Regions from separate parts of the Homo sapiens genome. Here region 2 is linked to region 1. A link is a contact called in ENCODE Hi-C or POLR2A ChIA-PET data. All regions are on one chromosome and are shown on one strand. The core of a region is the stretch at or near the end of the contact, and the rest is flanking DNA. Distances in the headings are between cores, read along the strand shown. Region 1 overlaps LOC107987065 (a long non-coding RNA gene). Region 2 holds the start of FAM201A (family with sequence similarity 201 member A).

Evidence for each region. A loop is a pair of places that touch in the nucleus more often than their neighbours do. ChIA-PET counts read pairs that join two places held with the same protein, here RNA polymerase II (POLR2A). Pooled maps may share reads with other maps.
Region 2: a pooled map shows a loop between it and region 1 (5-fold over the local background). The contact joins the promoter of FAM201A here to the enhancer-like site in region 1. A Hi-C loop is called at or near these places in 3 of 37 single-sample maps with no recorded cell type and 3 of 50 pooled maps. POLR2A ChIA-PET finds 5 or more read pairs at or near these places in 1 of 52 experiments (HepG2).

Annotation. Positions count from the first base shown.
Region 1 is chr9:38,369,033-38,374,980 of GRCh38, reverse strand. LOC107987065 (a long non-coding RNA gene) reads right to left here. Exons shown (of 3, transcript XR_001746670.2): 2 at 2,004-2,069. The region is part of intron 2 of LOC105376040 (a long non-coding RNA gene); the gene reads left to right. Among named protein-coding and RNA genes, the nearest start is that of ALDH1B1, 21 kb to the left of the region's middle. RefSeq lists a silencer at 3,175-3,469. Within about 2 kb of position 2,185, at least 2 of the 41 ENCODE cell types and tissues checked have a DNase peak (open chromatin) inside an H3K27ac peak, as active enhancers do.
Region 2 is chr9:38,618,812-38,624,759 of GRCh38, reverse strand. FAM201A (family with sequence similarity 201 member A) reads right to left here and starts at 3,672. Exons shown (of 2, transcript NR_027294.1): 1 at 3,395-3,672; 2 at 1,476-2,928. It overlaps ANKRD18A (ankyrin repeat domain 18A), which reads left to right and starts at 4,164. Exons shown (of 16, transcript NM_147195.4): 1 at 4,164-4,680. The coding sequence starts at 4,475. RefSeq lists enhancers at 2,537-2,746, 3,399-3,518.

The DNA.
Region 1 (5,948 bases), core at 936-3,435:
GCAAGGACACTGTAGGATGGAGGTTGTAAACGGAAATGTGTTCAAAGGCCAGGAATATATTTTGAGAGAGAGAGAAGAGAGGCCACATTCACATAACTTTGATTACTGTATATTGTTAAAATTGTTCTATTTTATTACTAGCTATTGTTGTTAATCTTTTACTGTGCCTAATTTATAAATTAAACTTTATTTTAGGTATTTACATATAGGGAAAACCATAAGCTATGTTGAGTTCGGTACTATTGAGGTTTCAGGCATCCACTAGGGGTCTTGGAATGTATTAACACTTTCATCCTACCTGTTCCTAAATCGGGATTATTTTGTAATCTGATGATTACATGTTTATAGTAATTAGCATGTAATTTTATAGTAAATAACGTGTTTATAGTAATTCTCAGATCATTGGCTCTGACAGGCAAATTTCTTTTTAAAGCTTGATGTTAAATATATTTTAAAGCTATCATAATTTATCGAATTTTTTTGAAAAAGAACAATGGGGAGGATAAGGGGGACTACTATAGATATAAACAACAGAATATTATTCAGCCTTTAAAAAGAGGGCACTCCTGCCGTTTGTGACAGCACGTGTGGACCTGGGGCACATTATGCTAAGTGAAATAAGTCAGGGAGATGATTCTTATTTGTGAATGTAAAGAGCAGCCCATTGCGTGTTTAATATACAAGCCCACTTCATCTGCTTTGGTGGATTCTGCATCACTGAGCCATAAGTATGTTAGTGGTTGGATGTCAAGAGCAGACGATGTTGATGACAACTGGGCAGGTAGCATCTCCAATGTGGAATGCTGAACAAAGGGATGATTCACATCCCAGGTGGGACAGAGCAGGACAGTACAAGATTTCATCACGCAGTTTAAAACTTATGAATTGTTTATTTTTGGAATTTTCTATTTAATACTTTCATACTATGGTTGACTGCAGGGTAACTGAAACTGTAAAAAGTGAAAACGTGGATAAGGGGGCACTGTTGTACCAAAGTTGCTTTATCCATCTAGCCATCACACAGAAAGACAGATCAATACTGCATGATCTCACTCATATGTGGAATCTTAAAAAGGTGAACTCACAGAAACAGAAACTAGAAGGGTGGTTATACCAGCGGTGAGGGGTAGGGGAAATGGGGCAATGTTGGCCGAAAGGTACAAACTTGCAGATGAAAAAGTTCTGGAGACCTAATGTACAGCATGGCTATTATTAACTATACAGTGAATAATATAGGAATGATTCCTTTGTTCAGCATTCCACACTGTAGATGCTATCTGTCCACAAGTCATTGACATCATCTGCAACTATAGTTAATAACTATAACTATATAGTCAACAACTATAGTTCATAATCACTAATAACTACTAATTAATAACTAACTATACAGTTAATAAAATTAGCCATGCCTGGCTAATTTTCATCCTTGTTACTGTACAGAATCCTTAGTGTGACTATACCACAATTAATTCATCCACTCCTGTTGCTGGCCATTTAGGATGTTTCCAGTTTCAGTCTGTTACAAATCATGCTGCCATAAACATTTTTGAACGTCTTTTGATGGCTGTGTGTACGCATTTCTGTTGGGTGCATACCTAGGAGTGGAATTGCTGGGTCACCAGGCACGCATGTGTTCTGCTTATAGTAGAAAATGTCAATCAGCTTTTCAAAGGGGATGTATCCATTTATACCCTGATATCTGTGGATGAGTTGGATGCTCCAAATTTCCCTGTATTTAAATATTAACCACAAATTTTTAAACACCCTTTGCAGGCCAAATAAAATACAGATTTTATCTGTAGCTGCCTGTTTTCAATCTCTCGAGTGGAGAGAATTCAAATGGCAGAGCAGCTGAGAATTAGACAAGAGCGTTTCCAGCATCTCTTTTTGCTGGAGAGCTCAAAATTGGCTCCAGCAAATGGTTCAAGTCTTTTTGATTCCTCCACTCCCACCCAATACTCGCCCCCAAAGCTTGTAAAACAGGCTTCCCCCTCCCTACTTACCTCCCTAGACCGCCGTGAAGATTTACTAATAAATGTCTGCACATCAGCCAGTGAAGAGAAGCAGGGCTGTAAGTAGACAATAATCAGGATACTAATCAGCATCACATCCAAGGGCGTGACTCCATTAAGCCAGCCCTTGCCCCACCACTGACCCCCCTCCATTCAGCTGCTCACGCCACTATTCTGTAAGCAATTTTCAGGCATCTGCTCTGGGCTGGGCCCTCAGTTATAGGCTGGAGACCCAAAGGAGGGCCTGGAAGAGTTCCTGGACTCACCCTCCATGGTACGAAGGAGGAAACTGAGACCCAGGAACAGAAAGGAATCTGCCCAGGTCACAGCACCCTTCAGGCATAGCTAGAGGCTGAAGCCCCTAACTCTAGCTCAGGCTTCTTTCTGTACCTGTGAGGTCCCAGACATTCTCAAAAGGACCCCCCTTTTCCCCTGGCACTGCCTCCCTGCCACTCCCTGTGCCCCCCACTGCCTCTAGTCCCCACCAGTTCCTCCCTTTGCAGCTGCCTTGATGAGAAAGGGATTCTCCCATCCCCTCCCAATTTCCCAGTCCTTTTCTTTCTCCTCAAATCTGTCAGGCTGGCAACCCTATCTGGGTCTCACCGTGCCCACCCTGCCTCTCTGTTTCTGCACTGAGGTCCTCCTGGGTGGAGACTCTTCTGAGGTTCTGGTGTCAGACAGAGCTGGAACTGAATCCTGACCCTGCCTCTCTAACTAGATGTATAACCTTGGGCATGCCAAGGTTAACTTAACCTCTCTGTGCCTCAGTTCTTATATCTGTGAAATGGGGATATCAACAGTACTTATCTCCTAAGGTAGGTATGAAGAATAAATAACATAAAGTGTTTGGAAACCATTAACCTCAAGGCCAGACAGGAGTTTTGAGACGCAGAGTGATGAAGGCACCAGTCTGTGGTCACATAGCATGTCTGTGGAAGAGGCAGGAACTGATCCAGGTCTCCTGGGTCCCAGGTCTAGGCTCCACGCACCACCTTTGAGGGATTTCTGCTGGGCTGCGCAGACCAGTTGGATAGAAGTTTTAAGTCAGGCAGTAATGAGACTAAGCACCAAGAAAGAAGCCCATTTCCAGCCCTGACAAAAGGCTGTTCTCCTTAATGAGAGCCAACCATATACTAGGTGTACACATGCTTTATAGTCATGAACTCTCGTCTTTGCTACAAAGTAGGCAACCACTTTACAGAAGAGAATATTGAGGCTCAGAGAAGTCCACAAGCCCAGTAAGTAGTGGAGCAGAGTGAGAACACAGGTAGGGCATGTGACTTTGCAAGACACTAGGCTGCCACCTGCTGTGAGATTAGGTTGTTCACCTCTGCATAAACCAGTCCTCAGATAATTGCATGGGTGCTGGAGACTGAAGTGGGTATTGAGATCTCCTTTATTAGAACAGGCAATTGCATCTAGGATAGCCCCTGGGTTCTTACAGAATGACCTTTTCGGAAAACCTCTAGCTTCCCTTCCACGCTCTGGCCCCACCACCTTCACCTTTGCCTTTACCTTCACTGTCAGCAGGGGACTTCAGAGAGATGCACTTGCTGTGGTGTTCGGAATCATATTCTTTTTTTTTGTTTTTGTTTTTTGCGAGGGAGTGGGGAAGGTCTTTCTACGTTGCCCAGGCTGGCCTCAAACTCCTGGGCTCAAGCAGTCCTCCTGCCTCAGCCTCCCAAATAGGTGGGGAAATCACATTTCCTGTTGCTGAATCCAGATCGCACTCTGCCTGTTTTCCTCACTGGCTTCTGGGCATTTCCCTTCCTGCTCTTGAGCTCAGTTTCCTCATCTGTACACTGACTCAGTGGATCCTTCAAAGCGACCTTGACTCCCAGGCAGCCACACTTTCCCCAACATTTCTACCTGCTCCAGGCAGGTGAGACTCAGCTGGAGGCCAGAAGGAAAGCAATGGATTAGAATGATTCACACCAGGGAGTGAATGGCTGACCTCCCTACCACTCCCCTCCTTCCTTATCTTAGCCTTAAAATAAAAAACAAACACACACAAACAAAAACACCAGGGCAGTATCCTGGTGGCATCTTATGTGGACTGAAGAAGAGATGGGAACTAATGAGGAAGACAGGTGAGTGTGGGAACAGAAACCTCCACAGCTTGAGACCAAACCTCAGGCTCTGGAATCAGACAGAGCTGAGCTCAAATCAGTTCTGTCACTGACCAGAATTGTGGCCTTGGCAAGTTCTTGCCCTCTCTGAGTCTCAGTTTCCACATCTGTAAAAGAGAATAACAACCCCTGCCTCTGTGACTTGTAATGACTTTTGAACAAGATAACACACATGCAGTGCCCAGCACCGAGCTGTGCTCCTGATGGGTGCAAGGAGGTGTGGAGTCTCCTTCCTTCTTTCCTTGTATCCCACCACAGGATGTAGGCTTCCTCCCACCTCTACCTCCGGATCTGGGTGTATGGGCCATGAGTAGGGTGGTCTGACCCTGCCATCCAGGATGGGAGTGTGGCAGGTGACCTCCCTCCCAGAAGCCCCTCACCCTACATTCTCTGGCTGGGTGCAGATTTTGGAAGCTGAGGGTTGGCTGTGGGACAGGCCTGGCTCCAGACTATGGGGTGCCAGCCGGGGTGGCAGCAGGAAGCAGCTTGCCTCGAGGCAAGTTTGGCTCAGCCCACTGCTTTGTTTAGCTTCATACACTCAACTCCTCGCTTCTATTTGAAAACCTGAGTCTGATGGGATGGCCTGGCAGCTGGTGAGAAATGTGGGGAGCTGCATCTGGGCAGTGGGAGGCCTGACTGCATGTATGTGACAGCCTGGCCCTCTCTCTGCCTGGAATGGCATTCATTCATTCACTCATTCAGCCATCAAATATCTACTAGGTGCCTGCCATCTCCCAGGCTCTGTGATAAATGCTGGGATCCAGCTGCTGGGCAAGACTGACATGGCCCCTGCTCTCCAGGATCTGGGTGTGTTGGCTGGGAAAGGGCCATTACTCAAAGGAAGCACAAGCTGGTGTAAAGTGGTCAGTGCTCTCAGGGGTGGGCATATACTATCATTAAGGTGTGTAATGGGCATTAACCAGGTGGAAGGGAGAGTGACTTTGTTCCGGCCAATCCAGTCATCCAACAATGACTTATATCTATTCCGTGCTGGACCCTGTACTAAGCCCTTGATCGAATTGTCACTCTACTCACCAGAAGCTCCTTGAGGGCTGTGCTGAGGAGTAGTTATTCTCCCCTGGACCTTCCCTGCAAGACCCCAGCTTGATTGTGCAGAAGGGACTCAGATACTGGAACTGGAATTAAAAGCCATGCAGAAAAGCAGAGAATCCTTCTTGGCTGAATAGGGATTTCATGGAGGATCCCAGGTTATCACCGGCATTACTTGGAATGCTGGGGAAATGAGAGACTCAGGATTGAGTCCTGATTCTGCTACTCACAGGCTGTGTGACCTCAGGCAAGCCCTTTCCCTCTCTTGTCTTTAATTTCCCCTCTTATACAAGAAAGGGGTTGAAGCAGGTCAACTCCAGAGTCCAGGTCACAGAGCTCAGGACAAGGTCTAGTACAGAACAGGGGCCTGGGAATGCCTATGTCATTTGTCACAAGGGGCCAGATGCAGCCAGGTTTGGGGATGGGACAAGCAGCACTAATTGGTGTCATTAACACTTTCATCCTACCTGTTCCTAAATTGGGATTATTTTGTAATCTGATGATTACATGTTTATAGTAATTAGCATGTAATTTTATAGTAAATAGTGTGTTTATAGTAATTATCAGATCATTGGGTCTGACAGGCAAATTTCTTTTTAAAGTTTGATGTTAAATATATTTTAAAGTGATCATAATTTATTGATTTTTTTAAAAAGAACAATGATAATATGGCGATAGGTTCTGGGACACATGAGATAGGATTCTAGATCAAAAAGGAAGCAGAGATTTGCTTCCAAAGAATAGAATGTAGAAAAGG
Region 2 (5,948 bases), core at 2,423-4,922, 250 kb before region 1:
ATGTTCAGACAAATGTCTCTCATCAAAAATTCTCAACAAAATATTAGCATGCTGAATCTAGCAATACATTGTTGAATTACACACCAAGACCAAGTGAGATTTATTCCAGGTATGCAAGCCTGGCTTAACACAAAATAGTTAAGGCAATCCCTCAGATAACTAGCTAAAGAAGAAAAGTTATTTGATTATATTAATAGATCAAGAAAGCATTTTACGGAATCCAAAGCCCATTCATGGTTAAAACTCTCAGCAAATTAGAAATAGAAGGGAAATTCCTCAACTGATAAAGAACATATACCAAAAGAACATCCTACAGACAATATCATACATAATGTGAAAAATGGGATGTTTTACACAAAAGAAGCAAGGAAATGTTATCCCCTCTCACTGCTCCTATTCAACATCATACTAAAATCCTAGCTAATGCAATAAGACAAGAAAATAAAATAAAAGGTATACAGATTGGAAAGGGAGCATTAAAATGCCCTTTGCTTGCTGATAACTTGATTTTCTATGTAGAGAATCTCAAAGCATCAGCCAAAAACCCTTCTGGATTATAGCAAGGTTGCACGGTATAAGGTTAATATACAAAATCAATTGCTGTCCTACATCCAGCAATGAACAACGAGAATTTGAAATTAAAAGCCCAATACCATTTTCATTAGCATCAAGAAAATGAAATAGACACAATCTAGCAAAATATGGGCAGGGTCTATGTGAGAAAAACTATAAAATCTGTTGAAAGGGATTAAAGATCTAAATAAATGAAGGGACATCTGTATTCACAAAATAAGACCCAGTGTTGTTAAGATGTCAGTTCTCTTCAGTGTGATTTACAAATTCATTACAACTCTCGTGAAAACATGAATAAATTATTGTGTGGAAATTGACAAACTAATTCTAAAGTTTATATAGAAAGACAAACTAACAAGAATAGCCAACAATATTGTGGGGGAGGAACAAAGTTCAAGGACTTGCAAAGTGATCAACGGAACAGAATAGAGAACTCAGAAATAAGAGTGCACAAACACAGTCAATTGATCTTTTACAAAAAGGTAAAGGCAATTCAAGGGAGAAAGGGTAGCTTTTTCAAAAACAGTGATGAATACATTGCGTGTATGTATATATACATATATGCAAAAAAAAAAAGAATTGAGACACAGACCTTGCTCCTCAAAAATTAACTCGAACGACACATTTTTAAGTTAATAATATTTTAAATTGTCAAACCACAATTGCATACATTTATGGGGTACAATGTGATGCTTGGATATGTGTATAAAATGAGGAATGACTACATCGAGGATAAAATATCCATCACCTCATGGCGTGAACCCAGGAGGCGGAGCTTGCAGTGAGCCGAGACCCTGCCACTGCAGTCCGGCCTGGGCGAAAGAGCGAGACTCTGTCTCAAAAAAATAAATAAATAAACAAATAAATAAATAAAATAAAAAATACCCATCACCTCAATTTTATTTTTTGTGGTTAGATATTTGAAATTTACTTTTTGTTATTTAAATATACAGTACATTATTATTGACTATAGTCATCCTGCTGTGCAATAGATTTCAAAACGCATTTCTCCGGTTTAACTGAATCTTTGCATCTGTGAACAACTTCCCATTTTTCTCCCCAGCAACACAGCCTCTGGTAAGCATCATTATACTCTCTACTTTTATGAATTCAATTTTTAGACCTAAATTTAAATCCAAAAGCTGTAAAACTTCTGTAAAATAACAAAAGGGATATTTAGGTAACTTTGGGTTTGGCAATTACTTTGTAGATACAACAGTAAAGTACATAAAAGACAAATTTCTACCATGAAAGAAGATATTGGTATGAAGTCGTTACAATTAAAAACTTTTGCTCTGGGAAAGGAAATAAGAGAATGGAGAAACAAGCCACAGACGGAGAAAATATTTGCAAAACACCTGTCTGGCATCCAGACCATTAAAAACCACTTACAACTCAACAATAAGAAATCGAACAACCCAATTAGTAAATGGACGAAAGATCTAAAGAGGCTCCCATCAGAGATGGCATATAGAAGGGGAAAAGCTTATGAAAAGATGTTTGCCCTCCCAACGCTTTTCCCTCCCTGCGTCCCTCTCCCTCACACACCCTCCGCTGCAGCGGAGTGGGAGCGGGTCAGGGGCGCTAGGCGGTGACGGTGACGGTGACGTGCTGTCTCTCGGGCGAGGCGTGGGATTTAAGCGCATTATAAGCCGTGGGTCCCGGGGAATCCGAGAGGCTGAGCTTGGAGCCCAGACTGACCCGCCTCTCTCATGGTCCCGGCCCACTGCCCTGCAGAGCCCGCCTTACTCTTCCTCTCCACAGGTCTGCTGTGGCTCCACCAAGCCTGGTAGGCCCACAAGGAGCTGCATCCAGCAGGAGCCGCCGCCCGGGAACAAGCTACCCGCGGGCTCTGGGGACAACCGCCCGTCTGATGAGCTCGGCTGAGCGTGCACGCAATGTCGAAATCAAGGACGCCTGGATGCTTTTCATGGCAGAGTGACAAAAGTTTACCAACAAGAAGAGGAGCAGGGCTGCTGAAAGGTGCGGTGCCGCGGCGCCAGAATGCGGGATCCTGAGCCCTGCATGCGAGTCTTCGCGGGGCCGATCGCTGCGAGCCTCGCTTAGGTCCAGCCGCCTCCAGGGAGGGCAATATCCACGAGACGCGGGGAGTGAGGGCGGTGCTGGCCGCACCCCTGGTCCTGGGGCCGCGGGAGCCGTGCTAGCAGGCCGCCTTCCACTGCCGCCTGCGCCGGGTCGGGTTGCTGCAGCGGTGCCCGCTGCAGGAGCTCCGCGCCTGCTGCTTCTCCGACGTCAGGGCGCCGCCAGGATGACAGGTGCAGGAGGCTGCGGCTGTGGGCAGATGTGGTTTCCAGCCCCAGGTCCCGGCGGCCCCTGGCTTCCCAGCCCGCTGTCCTGTGGGCAAGAAGATGAAGAAAGTCACCCCATCAGCAGGTCAGCTGCCCCGCCTGGCAGCCCAGCCAGACAAGGCAACCGAAGTTCATCCTGTCTGAGTTGACTTTGTGCAGGCAGCGGGCCGGCGCCCAGGATGCTGGGGAGCCCTGCGCGCCGGAGGCCGACAAGCCGTGGGGCCCAGAGGCGCCACAGGGCGAGAAGGCACCCGCCTCCCAGCGCTTTCACCCCCCGGCCCGCCCGACCCGCTAGGTGTAGCAGTGGCTGCGGCCAAGCCAGGCATTCTGCCCGGCGGCGGCTGCACAGGGGCGAAAACTGAGAACCCCTGCTCAACCCCATCCGGAGTGACTGCCAAGTGCCCATGCCAGCGACCCCGATCCCCCTCCGGTGGAGGAATGGGCGGGAGGCACGGCCTGGGGGCCCTCAGGCTGGGCGCGCTGGCGATCCCGAGGCCGACCAGGCCATGCACCTCCAGCCCGCCTGGGCACCCAAGCTGCATCCGCCTTCTGTGTGCAGGCAGCAGCCTCCAGGCAACCCCCGAGCCCGCCAGCACTCCCCACATCTCAGAACCGGGGCCAGATGTCCCTGTGGCTGCGGCTGAGCTAGGTGGTCTGCCCTGCAGCGGGAACCGGCTCTCAGCCCCATTCCCCGTGGCTGCAGAGGGCCACTGGCTAGAGGTCCCGAGCTTCAGCAGACGAGGAGCCGAGCAGGGGCAGGGCCTGGCGGGCTCTCAGGCCAGGTGCACTCGCGATCCAGAGGCCGCCTAGGCCGTGCTCCACCACCTGGGCGCCCAAGCTGCAGGCGCCCTCTACCTGCTGGCGACAGCTGCCTGGCAACTCCCAAGATGGCTGGCGCTCCCAGCCTGGCAGAACCGGGGCTACATGTCGCCCTGGCTGCGGCCAAGCCAGGCGGTCTACCCGGCGGCGGCTGCACCGGGACAGGAACCGACCCCCCAGTCCCATCCCCGGTGGCTGCGGAGGGCCCCTGTCAGCGGCCCCGATCTCTCTTCGGAGGAGGAGCGGGTCGGGAGTCAGGGCCAGGCAGGCCCTCAGGCGGGAAGGGATGCACTCCTGGGATTCCGGGACGTCCCGCGGGAGCCCAGGAGAACCCGCAAGCCAGCGACGCGTGCGCCCGTGCTGCAGGTGCCCCCTGCCGGCCACGAGGGCTTGGGAGCGGCTTCCGGAGTCCCGGCTGGCGCTGAGTTGTAGGCGCGCGCCTAACTGGCATCGCGGGGACTCACTCGGTCTGAGAGTTCGGAGCGCTGAGGTTCAGGCGCGCGCCTAACGGCTTAGCTGGGCTCACTCGGTCTGAGAGGTCGGAGTCTGCGAGTGTCGCTGCTGAAGGCTGTGGTGGACCGGGCTGGATCGCGGATTCTGAGCTACATTGCGGGTTTGGGGGTGGATCTTGGATTTGGGGGTGGATCGCGGGTTGCGGGGGGGATCGCGGGTTGCGGGGGAGATCGCGGATTTGGGGCGGAGTGGGGGTGGAAAGGCCACGAGGAGCCGCCGCGGCTCAGGAGCGGGTGGTGGGCGTCTGAGAAGTCGCCACCATGAGGAAGCTCTTCAGCTTCGGGAGACGCCTGGGCCAGGCGCTCCTGAGCTCCATGGACCAAGAGTATGCGGGTCCGGGTTACGACATTCGGGACTGGGAACTGCGGAAGATCCACAGGGCTGCCATCAAGGGCGACGCCGCGGAGGTGGAGCGCTGCCTGACGCGCAGGTTCCGGGACTTGGACGCCCGCGACAGAAAAGACAGGTAGCTCGGGGACTCAGCCCGCGGTGGGAGGGGGCCGCAGGCCCGGCTTCCCTGCAGCCCGGCAGCCCCTGGGGCGGGGACCTTGGAGGGCGCCGGGCACCCTCGGAGCAGCGGAGCCAAATGGAGCCTCAGCTGCTTTCCGTCGCTGGCAATTCCCCGTCCGTCGCGCTTGGTGGAAAATTTGAGTGATTTAACTCACAAAGTTAGGCATATCCACGTTTAAAACATGGGGCCATATACATGATAGGGAGGTGCCTAATGAGAACTCATTCCCCTGTCAAAAATACCATGAGCCTTTTTCAGTAGGCGAAGAGTTCTCAGATAAAACCCTGTGTCGGTTTTACATCCGAATCCACCTAGGTAGACAGGTTCTTTACTGGAGCTTCTTAGAGGGACACTGGGAAGCGCGAGGTGGGTTCCTTGAATGGGAAGACTCAGTTTTCTCAAAATATGAACTGTTTCCATGTTTATCAGTTTTACATAAACTGAATGAAGATATCAAGGTTTTATCATTTTTGCATGACACTTGCTATCTATCTTACCATTGTGATGACATTTAAAAATGTTTATAATGGAGTGAAAAGACTTGCTCCTCTAGATATCAAAATGTGCTATTAATTCCCACAATTAATTATTTACTAACAGCTGAAAACACAGATAAATAAATGGAACAGAACAGGAAATCCAAAAACACTGAAATATATGTAAGATATATACATAGGGATGGATAATGGTAACGTTTCAGATGAGTAGGAAAAGATGAGTTATTAATAAAATGCCTGCTGTGTGAAGAAAACTAATGAAACTTTATGTCGCAAAAATGGGTTCCTGATGGAATTCAGACTGAAATTTTTACACATGCAAAATGAGAAAAAGTACCAGAAGAAAACGCAAAGACTTATTTATACAGGTACATTTTATGTTAACAAAGGCCTTCGTAAGAATGACCTCGCAAGCAGGCATTCTGAAAGTTGATTTAGCAAACTAAAAATTAAAATCCCCTGTGTATCAGAAAAAAATTAACAAAAGATAACACACTCGAAAAATATTTCCTATATATATTTTTACTAATATATAAAAATATATATTCAGATGAAAAGTGTATCTTCATCCTACAGGGAATTTATTCTTTATTATATATAATACATATTACTGATTATATGTATAAGAAATTGTATATATTACTAATATAATGTGTTATATATATATATCAGTTATATATATACAGATAAAAAGCACATCTTTATTTTACAGGGAATTCTTTCCAA